Linked DNA regions of Homo sapiens: region 1 is linked to region 2. A link is a contact called in ENCODE Hi-C or POLR2A ChIA-PET data. All regions are on one chromosome and are shown on one strand. The core of a region is the stretch at or near the end of the contact, and the rest is flanking DNA. Distances in the headings are between cores, read along the strand shown.

What was found. Hi-C counts contacts between places; a loop is a spot of excess contacts on that map. ChIA-PET counts read pairs that join two places held with the same protein, here RNA polymerase II (POLR2A). Pooled maps may share reads with other maps.
Region 1: a loop to region 2 is called in a pooled map, with 6 times the contacts of the local background. The contact joins the promoter of EPHA2-AS1 here to the promoter of HSPB7 in region 2. A Hi-C loop is called at or near these places in 3 of 168 maps with a recorded cell type or tissue (ascending aorta, cardiac septum and chondrocyte) and 6 of 50 pooled maps. POLR2A ChIA-PET finds 5 or more read pairs at or near these places in 1 of 52 experiments (H1).

What each region holds. Positions count from the first base shown.
Region 1 is chr1:16,152,085-16,158,564 of GRCh38, reverse strand. EPHA2-AS1 (EPHA2 antisense RNA 1) reads right to left here and starts at 3,350. Exons shown (of 3, transcript NR_187275.1): 1 at 2,810-3,350; 2 at 1,386-1,594. EPHA2 (EPH receptor A2) reads left to right here and starts at 2,496. Exons shown (of 17, transcript NM_004431.5): 1 at 2,496-2,717. The coding sequence starts at 2,633.
Region 2 is chr1:16,015,927-16,021,172 of GRCh38, reverse strand. It overlaps HSPB7 (heat shock protein family B (small) member 7), which reads left to right and starts at 3,130. Exons shown (of 3, transcript NM_014424.5): 1 at 3,130-3,408; 2 at 3,966-4,099. The coding sequence starts at 3,210. RefSeq lists enhancers at 2,837-3,581, 3,582-4,328.

The DNA.
Region 1 (6,480 bases), core at 2,101-4,600, 140 kb before region 2:
TCCCAAAGTGCTGGGATTACAGGCGTGAGCCACCGCGCCTGGCCCAGGCACTGTCTGTTTTCTACAAACATCCCTGTCCTCCTGCAGTGTGTCCTCTAGTGACACATCTGACAGATGGAGCCTGCAAGTGGCATGTAACACACATGTACAAGCAGTGGCTTCCACACAACTCACATGGAGTCTTACACACGCCAGTGTCCCTAGCCCAGAGGCTCCAATACAACATGCAAAACACTTATCCAAACCACGTACTACACACATGCTCACACTCATCCACACACCCCATGTGCCTGTCCACAGAGCCCTGGGCACAACACATGCCCTGCTCTCCACGGATGTGGCTTCCTGTTGCTGAACCGCATGTAACCCAGTAACAGCTGAGATTTCATGCGTGCTTTCTGTAGTCCTGGCCCCTGTGGTTTACATGCATGACTTTATTTGATCTTTACAGTAACTCTCCTAAATAGGCTTTACATCTTTCCAGGAGCAAACTGAGGCTCAGAAAAGTGAAATAACTTGTTCAGAAACTCATGGGCTGACTCCACATCTACTGTGAAGTATGGCACACTCACAAATACATGCATACACAAATCCACACTCACATGCACTCATACACAAATCTCTCACACCCACATGCACACTCATACACACATCTAGACACATCCACACAATCCACAAAAACACACACAGACACACACTCATACCCAAATCCTCTCATGCCCATGCACACACACTTATACACACATATACCAACACTTTTTTCTTTTTTTTTTTGAGACAGAGTCTTGCTGGCCCAGGCTGGAGTGCAGTGAGTGGCGCAATCTCGGCTCACTGCAATCTCTGCCTCTGGGGTTCAAGTGATTCTCCTGCCTTAGCCTCCTTAGTAGATGGGATTACAGGTGAGTGGCACCACGCCCAGCTAATTTTTTTGTATTTTTAGTAGAGACGGGGTTTCACCATGTTGGCCAGGCATGTCTGGAGCTCCTGACCTCAAATGATCTGCCTGCCTCGGCCTCCCAAAGTGCTGGAATTACAGGCCTGAGCCACCCTGCCCAGTCACATACAACACTTATGTCCATACACACACTCACACACAGTCATACATACATCAACACTCTCATGTCTATACACACGAATGCACATTCAACAAAATCTCACACCCTCATACACATGCACTTATTCTCACAGGCACTTGCACACTCACAGGCTCTCAGAGGACCAAGGCTCTCCTCCCATCCTCTTGGTCAAAGGCTTTAATTATCCCCAACGCCTGTAATTAACCCTTCCTCTCTTCCTGCAGGAGAGATGTCTGGACCCGCTTCCCAAGAGTAGGCACCAAGGCGAGAGGCCAAGATGTCCACATCCGGCAGAGAAGACCCACGTACCTGGGTAGCAGGTCCCGGGCATCAAAGCGAGGATGGGGTCAGAGAGGAAGAGGTAGGCAAAGGGAGTCTGGGGCCTCCCAGGAAATCAGGCCTGCCACAGTTGCTCTTCCTGGACTGGTCAAATGGTGATTGGCCAACAGGCAGCCGTGGGTGGCTGGGCAGGCGGGCCAGAGCAAATTTCCCGTTTGTTTCACTCACACTAGCCGCTTCTGTCAGGAAGGGAGATGAGCTCATGTCTGAGGAAGTTTTGTGAAGAGGCCTTATCAAGGGGCAGGTGGTAGGCAGGTGTCCTCCAAACTGTCAAAACCTATCAACCCATGCCAGGGTCGGGGGCCAGGGGTGCCCCTTGCCCCCTTCCCCAAAAAGAAGCAGTGGTTCAAGCAGAGACCACCAGGATTCAAATCCTGCTTCTACTACCCGTGAGCTGTGCACCCTTTGGGCATGTTGTTTCTGCTCTTGGAGCCTCAGTCTCCTCTTCTGTAACATGGGGATGATGACCCCTGCCTCCCAGATGAGAATTATTAATAAATAAGATAGTGCATGTCTGATCCATTCCCAGAGGAAATGAACCTATTCTCAGATCATAGTAGGCTTATAGGCTTCTGAACAGAGATACTCTTTTTGACCATCAGCAGCTTGATATACTCTTCAAGGGTTTTAGGAAGGAGGGCATCCAGGTCTATTTCTGGGCCACTCTCTCAGGCCTGCTGCTTAGGAGGCAACTGCTTATTGGACCCCCAATCCATTTCAGCTCAGACCTTCAGGCCAGCGTTGAGCTCAGTCGCATTGAGCTCAGTCTCAGAGGTGAAGGGCAGAATGGGTATGGCTCAGCGCAAAACCATTAAACGTTTCCACCGAGGATACCAGGCTCAGAGATCCCTGGGGGCTAATCCGTAGGGGCGCTGGCGCTTTGAGACGCTCAAACTTTGGAAGGCCTGCGGGGAGCCCGCGAGTCCAGAGGGCCCCAAGGTCCTCCTCCAAACCCCTCCGGACTTCCCCTCCCTCTCCTCCGGGTGCCAGCCCGGCCCCTTTAAAGACATTCCTGAGGGCGGGCGTTGGTGACGTCACGCAGGGCATGAATGAACAGGAGTCGGTTCTCACCCAACTTCCATTAAGGACTCGGGGCAGGAGGGGCAGAAGTTGCGCGCAGGCCGGCGGGCGGGAGCGGACACCGAGGCCGGCGTGCAGGCGTGCGGGTGTGCGGGAGCCGGGCTCGGGGGGATCGGACCGAGAGCGAGAAGCGCGGCATGGAGCTCCAGGCAGCCCGCGCCTGCTTCGCCCTGCTGTGGGGCTGTGCGCTGGCCGCGGCCGCGGCGGCGCAGGGCAAGGAAGGTGAGTGCGCGCGGCGTCTGGACCCCTGGCCCCCGGGCCCCAGTGCCCCCTAGAGCCCGGCGCTCCTTGACGCGCGCAACTTTGGAACCTACCTGGTGTCGCCCAGTCCCGGCGAACTGGAGTCCGGAGGGCGCACGGGCTGCGATCGAGGCGAGCCCTGGCCCCCACCCGGGGTCATAGGGGCTCCGGAGAATAAGCGGTTTCAGCTTGGTCGCACGGGCCTCGGAGGCTGCGGAGAAGAGGACGCGGCGCAGGCCACGCGGTTGCAGTCCAGGCGGCGACTTCGGGAACGCGTCCCGGCGGGGGGCGTGGGGAGTCCCCTAGAGAAGGGGGTGTTTGGGCAGCTTTCCGCGGGCTCAGCTTCTTAGTGACCTGAATTCACTAACCCGCTTGCCGAGGTTTTGCGGAGAAGGCATACTGTGCAGGCCTCGCATTTTGGGGAGGGGGCTCGGGCGGGCGGGAGCCCCCTGTCGAAGCCCCTGTTCCCTGAGATTTTCTCCACGCCCCCCTTCACCTCCAGTCCCGGGGGAGAGCGTGGAGATAGGTTCGGGCCAATCCCTGCTCACACACTCCTTTCCCTCCTTCCCAAGCCGCACTCCCGGGCTCCCGGGGCAGGTTAGGGGCCGCGAGTGCGGACAGGAAGTCCCAAAGTCAAGCGTTCTGAGCAAGGGTGACTCAGAACGAGGAAATGCGGCAGGTGGGGGTGCGGCCTCCCAAGGTGTGGAGCTGTCAGCCCAGGGCCACCAGGGAGTCAGGACACCCGGGGGTGGGGGACTGAATCACCCACCCCCGCCCCAGTGTTCCCGGAGCCGCGCCGAGTGAGGGGCCGCAGACTTTGCTCATGGCGCAGCGGGTGCGTGGTGGGGGTGTTGTCCCTCCGCTAGGGTCAGGGCGAGGATGGGGGCTCCTGCCCTGGCCGAAGACCTTCCTGTCCACCCAGCCCAGGCCAGCTTCAATTTCCAACAGTGAGGGCAAGGCTTCCCCTCCTGCCTGGGCAGAGCGAGGTTTCCGCAGGCTCCACAAGGGGGAAGCCGGGAGGAAACTTGGGCCGGTGAGAAGTTTCCTTCTTTTTTTTTTTTTTTTTTTTTTTTGAGACGGAGTTTCGCACTTGTTGCCCAGACTGGAGTGCAATGGCGCAATCTCGGCTCACTGCAACCTCTGCCTCCCGGGTTCAAGCTATTCTCCTGTCTCAAGCCTCCCTAGTAGCTGGGATTACAGGTGCCCGCCACCAGGCGCGTCTAATTTTTGCATCTTTTAGTGGAGACGAGGTTTCACCATGTTGGCCAGGCTGATTCTGAACTCCTGACCTCAGGTGATCCACCCGCCGCGGCCTCCCAAAGTGCTGCGATTACAGGCATGAGCCACCACCCCCGGCCTGTTTCCTTCTTTTTCTGCCTCCCAAACTGGGTTTGGAGGTTTTGCTGTTCTGTGTTGGGAGGAAAAGAGGCCGGATCTGGAGCCGTTGGGCAGTGGCAGGTGTTGGGGGTGGCATCCTGTCTCAGTCTCTGGAGTGACAGGGCCCGGGTTGGGGTCTCAACCGGGACTTCTGGTTGCAGGAGCTCATGGCAAGGATTTCTGCCACCCTCAATATCCGCCCCACCAACGTTTGGTCCTCCCCCTTCCTGGGGGACTGTGGTTGGAGAGAAGGGGAGAGACAGCTGGAATCACTATAGGCCTTTCTCCTCGGCTGCCCATGGGGGGGTGGGGGATTAGGCGGGTGCTTTGCTGCTGCAGTCCCCAAGCTGGCCTGGAAGCCTGGAGCTGCCTTGTCCTTGTCCCCTGTGTCCACCTCTCCCCAGCCTGTGTGATTAAACCCCACCCCCACACCCCATGGGATGCAGGGGGAAAGGCTTGTGTATTGCACTGGGGTGGGGGTACATTTTTGCTTCGACTCTGAGTCCCCGTGAAAGAGTCCCTAGAGAAGTGTGCCTAGGTGGGGGTGGGCATGATGGCCTAGCTGGCAGCTGCTGGTTTCAGTTCCTGGGAATCAGGCTGTATGTGGTGGGTCTGCCTGGGGGTGGCTTAGGGGGCAGGCAGGAGGACACAGGTGCCTTTTTCACCTACCCCCAGGCTGCTTCAGACTTCTTTCTTGCCCCCTCACCCCTAGGCTATACTTGGTTGCCCACGTGGCTCCTGTTAGGTCATCAACAGCCACTGAATCTGCCCTCATTTTTACAAATGGGGAAACTGAGGGAGGCCCGAGCCCTTGCCAACCAGGGCCTTCTGGACAGAGGACCAGACCTGAGCATCCCGCTTCTTGGCTGCCAGAGCCAAGGCCCTGCCTGCTTTGTGGTTGGTGTCATGGTAGATTTTCCTGGGAAGCAGGCATAGCTGGGCAGGGGCCTGGGCGGGTGGCAGGGGGTGCTGAGCTGGGGTGCTGCTGATGGGAAGAGGGCTGGAGAGTGCCAGGAAGTCCTTGGTTTCTGGTTCTACCGGGGCCAAGTCTGCCCTCTGTCCCCTTTCCCTTTTCTTTCATGTTTTCCCCAGAGTCCCCACCTCCCTGCTTCCTTTAGGGATTAGCTAGTCTTGGTTAGAGAGGAATGGGGGAAGCGGGGAGGGAACCACAGCCTCGGAGGCTGCGGAGAAGGACCGGAGACCGGGAGTGGGTGGCAGTCCTGCATTTGTGGAAGAAGCTGTGGAGCAATGTGGACCCACAAAGATGGCACTTACGGTGGAACTCATGGCAAAGAAGGAGGTGTTTTTTGCTTTTTTTTTTTCCCCCCAGAAATGGGAAGGTAAGGGGATAGAGAGCTCATGGATAAGCCCTGCTTAGCCTAAGCCTCTCCAGGAAGCCGTCTGGGTCAGCCGAGGGGCTCCCAGGCTCCCACCCTTTCCAGAGAAGCGGGAGCCTCTGTCCCTGGAAGAACCTGGGGAAAGAGCCGCGCCCGCGTCAGGGCGGAGGGACCCAGCGCTGGGCGCCTCCTGTTCCTGGTGGTTGGTTCGAGGGAATTTCCCTGGGAGGGGGCCGGGGTTGGAAACCCCTGCAGGGGGGGCTCCTTCCTGTGTGAGGGCTTCTTTTCTTCTCCGATTGAGCCCTGTGCTACTTCTAGAGCCAGGCCTAGGCTGGAAAGGGAGGGCCCTCCATGCCAGGTTAACCCTTCAGAAGCCTGGTAGCGGTGAGCCCTCTCACTTGGGCACAGACCTCAGCCTCCTGTCAATCTAAGGGGGGGCTGCAGGACTGTGAGGAACCTTTGTCCTTCTACCCACCCAGCTGAAATCAGGAGCCTCCAGATTCCTTCCTGTGTAGCTGGAACATTCCATTTGCTAGTGGGGTTAGTGAGTTTCAAAGCCCCGGCCCTGGGCATGTCTGAACAAATCCCTGCCCCTGCCCACCCCGCTGCCCCCAGCCACCCTCCCCTATCCCCACAGCCTCTGTCATGGGGCCGGTGTCACATTGGATTTCCTCTTGCCTGTCTGGGCTGCCTGACCCTTCCTAGAGAGGTTTGGCCCCGGTCAGTAGTGGGGGTGGCAGCATTTCACGCCCCAGCCTGGGGGCCTTCAGCCCAGGTAGGAGGGCCATGTCACTTCAGGAGGCGGTCTTCAAGACCACCCTCAGAGCCCAGCTCCCATCTCCACAAACCAGGCCATCCCTGCTCCCAGCCTGCCTGGAGCTCTGTCCACCCTTTGAGTCCTTCTCCGGTCCTGGCCTTGAGGAATGGGGCTTCTGAGGCAGATCCCTCATGCTCCAGGGCCCAAAGGAAGCATTGACTTGGTTTCTTTACCCCCACCTTAGGGCTTTACCCTCTGAATCCATCTTGCATAG
Region 2 (5,246 bases), core at 1,881-4,380:
GGTAATTCCACAGAGTTTGTCCCACCCCAACAGAGGATGGCAGCACAGGTGTGAGGGGACATGGCGAGGAACAAGCACCTGCCGTGTGCCTGCGACGTGTCAGGAGCGTCACATCTGCAGCTCAAGTCCTCCTTCCCACACCCTGTGAATGGGGAGAGCCTCGCCATTTTGTAGATGGTCAGAGAGGTGAGTCACTCATCCAAGGTCACACAGCAGAGGCTGAACCCAGCCCCACACTGTGCAGCTCTTCCCCTGCCCAAAGCTCCTCCAGCTCCTGAGGCTGAACCAGGGCAATGGTTTGGGCACAGAACAGAAGAGTTGTGTCTGATGCCACTTTTGGGCAAGAGGTTGGGGACAATTGCCTCCACTCCCACCCAGACAAAGCCACCCTCTGAAGCTTATGATAGCCCTTGGATGATTGTTAAAATCTGGGACCCTGGGCCACCCTTTGCCCCTAGATGCCAGGCAAGTCAAATCAAAATCAAAGATGTGTGTTGTGGGAGGTGGGATGGGAGTTGCCGCTCTGTATGGACTCGAGCCCACCTTCACCTTGGCCACCCCGACCTGTTGACTCTGCACAGCACCAGAACTGGCTGCCCTGTCAACATCCCGATTTCCAGTGTCTGGTCTGGGGCAGCTGCTGGCTACTGTCCCACAGCCAGCACTGCACGTCCACATCTACCCTCACCCCCCAGCCCTGTGTGCACCAGGAGGCTGAGAAGAGGGCAGCCAGGGTGGCTCAGCAGGATGACCGGTTTGAAGCCAGCACAGCTCTGCTGACCCTAACTCTTTCATCAACTAGAGCCTCAGTTTCCTCTTCTGTATGATGAGGTGAGCCTGGAAGCAGGGGCCTGTCTCTGCCTTATTCATCTCTGAGTCCTTCAGAGCCTAGAACAGTGCCCAGCACCTATTTATAGCAAGGTTTCAATGAATACCTACTGAGTGATGAGGGCTTCATCACTGGCCTATGAGCTGGCTGTGTGGGGAGCTGATGGGAAGAGATGTGAGGTCCCTTCCCCAGATCCCAAATCAAAATCCTGGGGTCCAAGGAAAGGGTCTGTGTTTGTGAAAAGCTCTCCTGGGTGACTGGGATTCAAAGGACTGCATCATCTTTGTAGCTCCTTCTGTCTCTGTGATCTGAAGGTAGAGGCAGGGGAATGTCCTTGATGACCTTTTGAGGTCCCTCTGGGTCAGTGAAGCCAGAGGATCCAGTATTTGTGTGGGTGATGCCTCGGGAAGGGGGAAAAAGGGGAGGAGGAATGGTGGGCGGGGGTGGGTAACGGGATCTGACATCCAGGGGCAGTGACTCAGGCCCTCAGCACCATGACAGTGTGTCTGCATTTAGCCACCGGCTCCTGTTTCCCTGGCGAGCGGCAGGCTCTGGGCCCCCCACCCCGCCCCACCCTCTCTCCATCTCACCTCAGTGCTGGTGGCTTCCCAGCTGCCCTAGAAACCCCTCAGCCAGGCTGGGTGTCACAGGCCCCGACACGGGCAGGAAACTCTGCCAGAGGCAACAGGCCCTGTTGCTCCAGGCAACAGCCTGGCCCGCCGCTGTGCCCTGTGCCCTGCTCTGCTTCCACTCCACATACCACCAGCACCGCTAATACCCCTGTAGAAGGAGCTCTCCAGGATGAAGCTCCAGACTGGGTTGTAGGGGGCTCAGACAAAAGAGAAACTGCCCGTCTTCAAGAACCTTCAATCTAATGGGGAGACAGGTGAACCCTCGCCCCCGTGGGAACTGCCAGTTGGATAGGGAAGAAGGGACACAGCAGAGAGTCACAGCACACAGGAAGACTATGTCACACTGCCAGGTGCTGTGGGAGGACAAAGACAGTCAGTGCTGGGGGCATCTGGACTGGGTGTGGGCCCATGTGAGCAGGAGCAGTCAGAGAGGCCTCCCTGGGGGAGGAGGCATTGGAGCTGATCTGGGACGGAAGGGACGGATTTGGAGAGGACAGCAGAGGCCCTTAACTGCAACCTGGGCAGAGCAGAGGGCCTGGCCGCCTCTCAGAATGGCCTCCACCCTGGCCCAGGGCAAGGTCAGTCCCAGCTTTGCTGAGCAAGCAGGTGGGTAGGGAGGGGCTTCTCTGGCTCTTCCGGGCCAGCCTGTCTCCATAGGCACATGTTCAAACCACCTCGGCCTCTGAAGGGCTTTGGGTCCAACACATCTAGGTTCGAATCCCAGCTCTGCCACTTACGCAACTGCGAGCCCCGCCCTTTCCAAGAGGCTTCGCTTCCCCGTCCGTAACATGGGAAGAGCCCCTCCACCCTCCCAGCTGTGTGGGGATCAAACGGGGCCGTGCTGGACAGCTTGCAGCCAGGAGCCCATGCCCAGAAGGCATTCTAGAACTCAGGGCTAGAATAATTGTCTTCCGGAATTCTCTTTTACCTCTGACTGAAATCCCACCTAAGGCGCTCGCAGGCATCACCTCTGACACAGAGATGGAGCAGACAGTTGCCGGGAACACAACCTTCTAGACCTTTAAGGAGAAAGCTGCCAACTTTGTCCTCTTGGGGCTGCTGAATGTTCTGAGAGTCAGAGGGAGTGCAGGCACAGAATCCAGGTCCCCATGGGGGCTGGCAGGGGACAGCTGCACATTTTACACCCCCTGGCAGGGCTCAACCTTTCCTTAGAGATGGGCTGTGAAGGTTGTCTGCCTTGAGGGAAGGAGCTCCTGACGTCACAGAGCGGTGGTGCTTCCACCTACCCTGTCCCCAAGGAGCCTGCACACTGATGGAGGAGGTACAGCCGTGGAGGAGAACCAGAGTCTGGAGGGGAGGCACAGTCCTCAGGAGCCCCCAGGCTGACGGGGGAAACAAAACACACAATAAACCCCAAACTTGCAAGGTTCTGGGGCAGGCACCGAGGTCCGAGTGGCAAGGAGACAGGATCCAGCCCTGTGCAGTGGTGAGGAGGCCCCTGGGGCTGCTGTGATCAGCCTGGAATGTCAGGCTGTGAGCTCAGCCCTCTCGGCCTGCGTGTCGGGCTGTCAGCAGGGCCGGCGCACGGGAGAAGATTTCCAGCCCCCTCTGGGCCATGGAGAGGCCTAAATTTAGCTAGTAGACAAGGGGCTGGCCCCAAGCCCAGGGACAGTCGGCCTTATAAAGCGGCCGCAGTCGGAGCCTGGCACGCTCGCCCAGAGGCCTGCGCCCACACCCTCTCCTGTCCAGCCCTCGCCCGCCTGGGCAGGGCCCGGCGCCGTCCGTGGATGAGCCACAGAACCTCTTCCACCTTCCGAGCGGAGAGAAGTTTCCATTCCTCTTCCTCTTCCTCCTCCTCTTCCACCTCCTCCTCGGCCTCCCGTGCTCTCCCGGCCCAGGACCCGCCCATGGAGAAGGCCCTGAGCATGTTTTCCGATGACTTTGGCAGCTTCATGCGGCCCCACTCGGAGCCCCTGGCCTTCCCAGGCAAGTGATCCGGGCCCTGAGGGGAGGGGAGGTGCACAGGGAGGGGACGTCTGCTCCAGGGCGCCACCGAAGGCGCTGTGGCTGCCGGTCGGCCTGGAACAGGTGCTGCACAGCCTGCAGCCATGTGTGGCCACCAAGACAGATGTGGCCACAGGGACAGATGTGGCCATGAAAACAGGTGGGCCTCTAAGGAACAGTTGTGGCCCTGGGGGTTGGACATGGTTCCATGGCCACCCATGCTCTGTAACCACAGCCAATCCCAGCTGGAGCCCTGGAGGGCTGGATGGGTGAGCGGTGGGGGGCAGCCCCCAGGCTCCAGGCCTGGGGTGGGGTTGTTACAGACCTAGCCTCATATACACACACACTGTGCTGGGTGAGGCCCCACCCCCACCCCAGAAAAGGTGGGCTGTAGGAATGAGGAGGAGCTTAGGGAGAAACAGCTAGGGGGGAGGTAGGGCCTGGGGGAGCCGCCCCTTGCCCCAAGAGAAGGAGCCAGAACCCCCGGATCTGCATGCAAGGCCTGCTCCATGCCTCGCTCACAGCAGCCCATCCCACAGCCCGCCCCGGTGGGGCAGGCAACATCAAGACCCTAGGAGACGCCTATGAGTTTGCGGTGGACGTGAGAGACTTCTCACCTGAAGACATCATTGTCACCACCTCCAACAACCACATCGAGGTGCGGGCTGAGAAGGTGAGCCCCCCACCCCCTACTCACCGCATCCCAAATTCTGCTCCTGCCTCCAATGTCTCCTACTCCCCCTTACCATCCTGGGACCCCAGACCCTGGCCAGTGTCCCTTCCCCACCCAAACTCCCCCAGGGCTAACTGAAGGCCTTGTCCCTGCAACCCATGGCCATGGGGCCCCCTCACTGCCTCTCTTTGCACCGAGGTTCCCAGATCCTTTCTTCCAGGGCCTGAGCAGCTGAGGGAGCCTCCGAGGAATGGGAGAGGGATGGAGGGATGTGGGCAGAGGGAGCCTGAGGGGGTGGGGCTTGAGGGTGGGAGATGACAGGTGTGAGATGGTGATGGCAGAGTGAGGACAGCTCCTCTGGTAGCTATAGGGGGGCGGATGCGGGTAGGTGGGGAACTCACCTGGGCAGTGGGGGGAGGGGTTTCTCCATGTGACCCACCTCAAGCCCTCTTCCCTCCCACAGCTGGAGACCCATCCCCCATCTTGGGACCCCTAAATTAGGCCCGAGGCTGGGCAGGGGCCCTGCAGTTTCGGGTCACACACACTCCAAACCACACACAGCGCCCGCCCACAGGTCTCAGGGTCACTGGGTCTCTAGCGTGTCTGAGTCCGAACTTCTAGGAGGCACTGGGGCCTCCACCCTGGAGAGGGTATGGCCAGGCCTGAACAGGGGCGTTGCCCAGGGACAGCCACGGCTGCCAGGAGAGAGGAGAGGACCTGACCCAAGCCTCCTCCTAAGCCCCCAAGGACTGGCTTCTTCCCCTCCACATTCAAGGGTGGATTTCTGGGCGTCCCTGCCAGGGATGCCATGGACTGGGGGCACCAAAACCCACAGGCAGCATGTGCCAGCCCTGCCACCCCCAACAGTGACTCAGCCGCCCCAAACTCCCCTGGACACTATGTGCTGGCTGAGTTGCGGGGGAGGGGCCGGCGCTCAGCCCTGGCGGGCAGATGCCCAATGTGCCCGGGGATCCAGGAAGGCACGGCTCTCCTCTGTCACCTCCACGTTCCCCAGGAGCCCCAGATTCGGAGCCACTGCCACGGAGCCTCCTCTCTCTCCAAGCCCCACCTCTTCCCCATGTCCCTGGCCTGTTCCTTGGAGCTACTGGAGCTCTGCGAAGCACCCCTGCGCTGTCCCTGCAGAGCC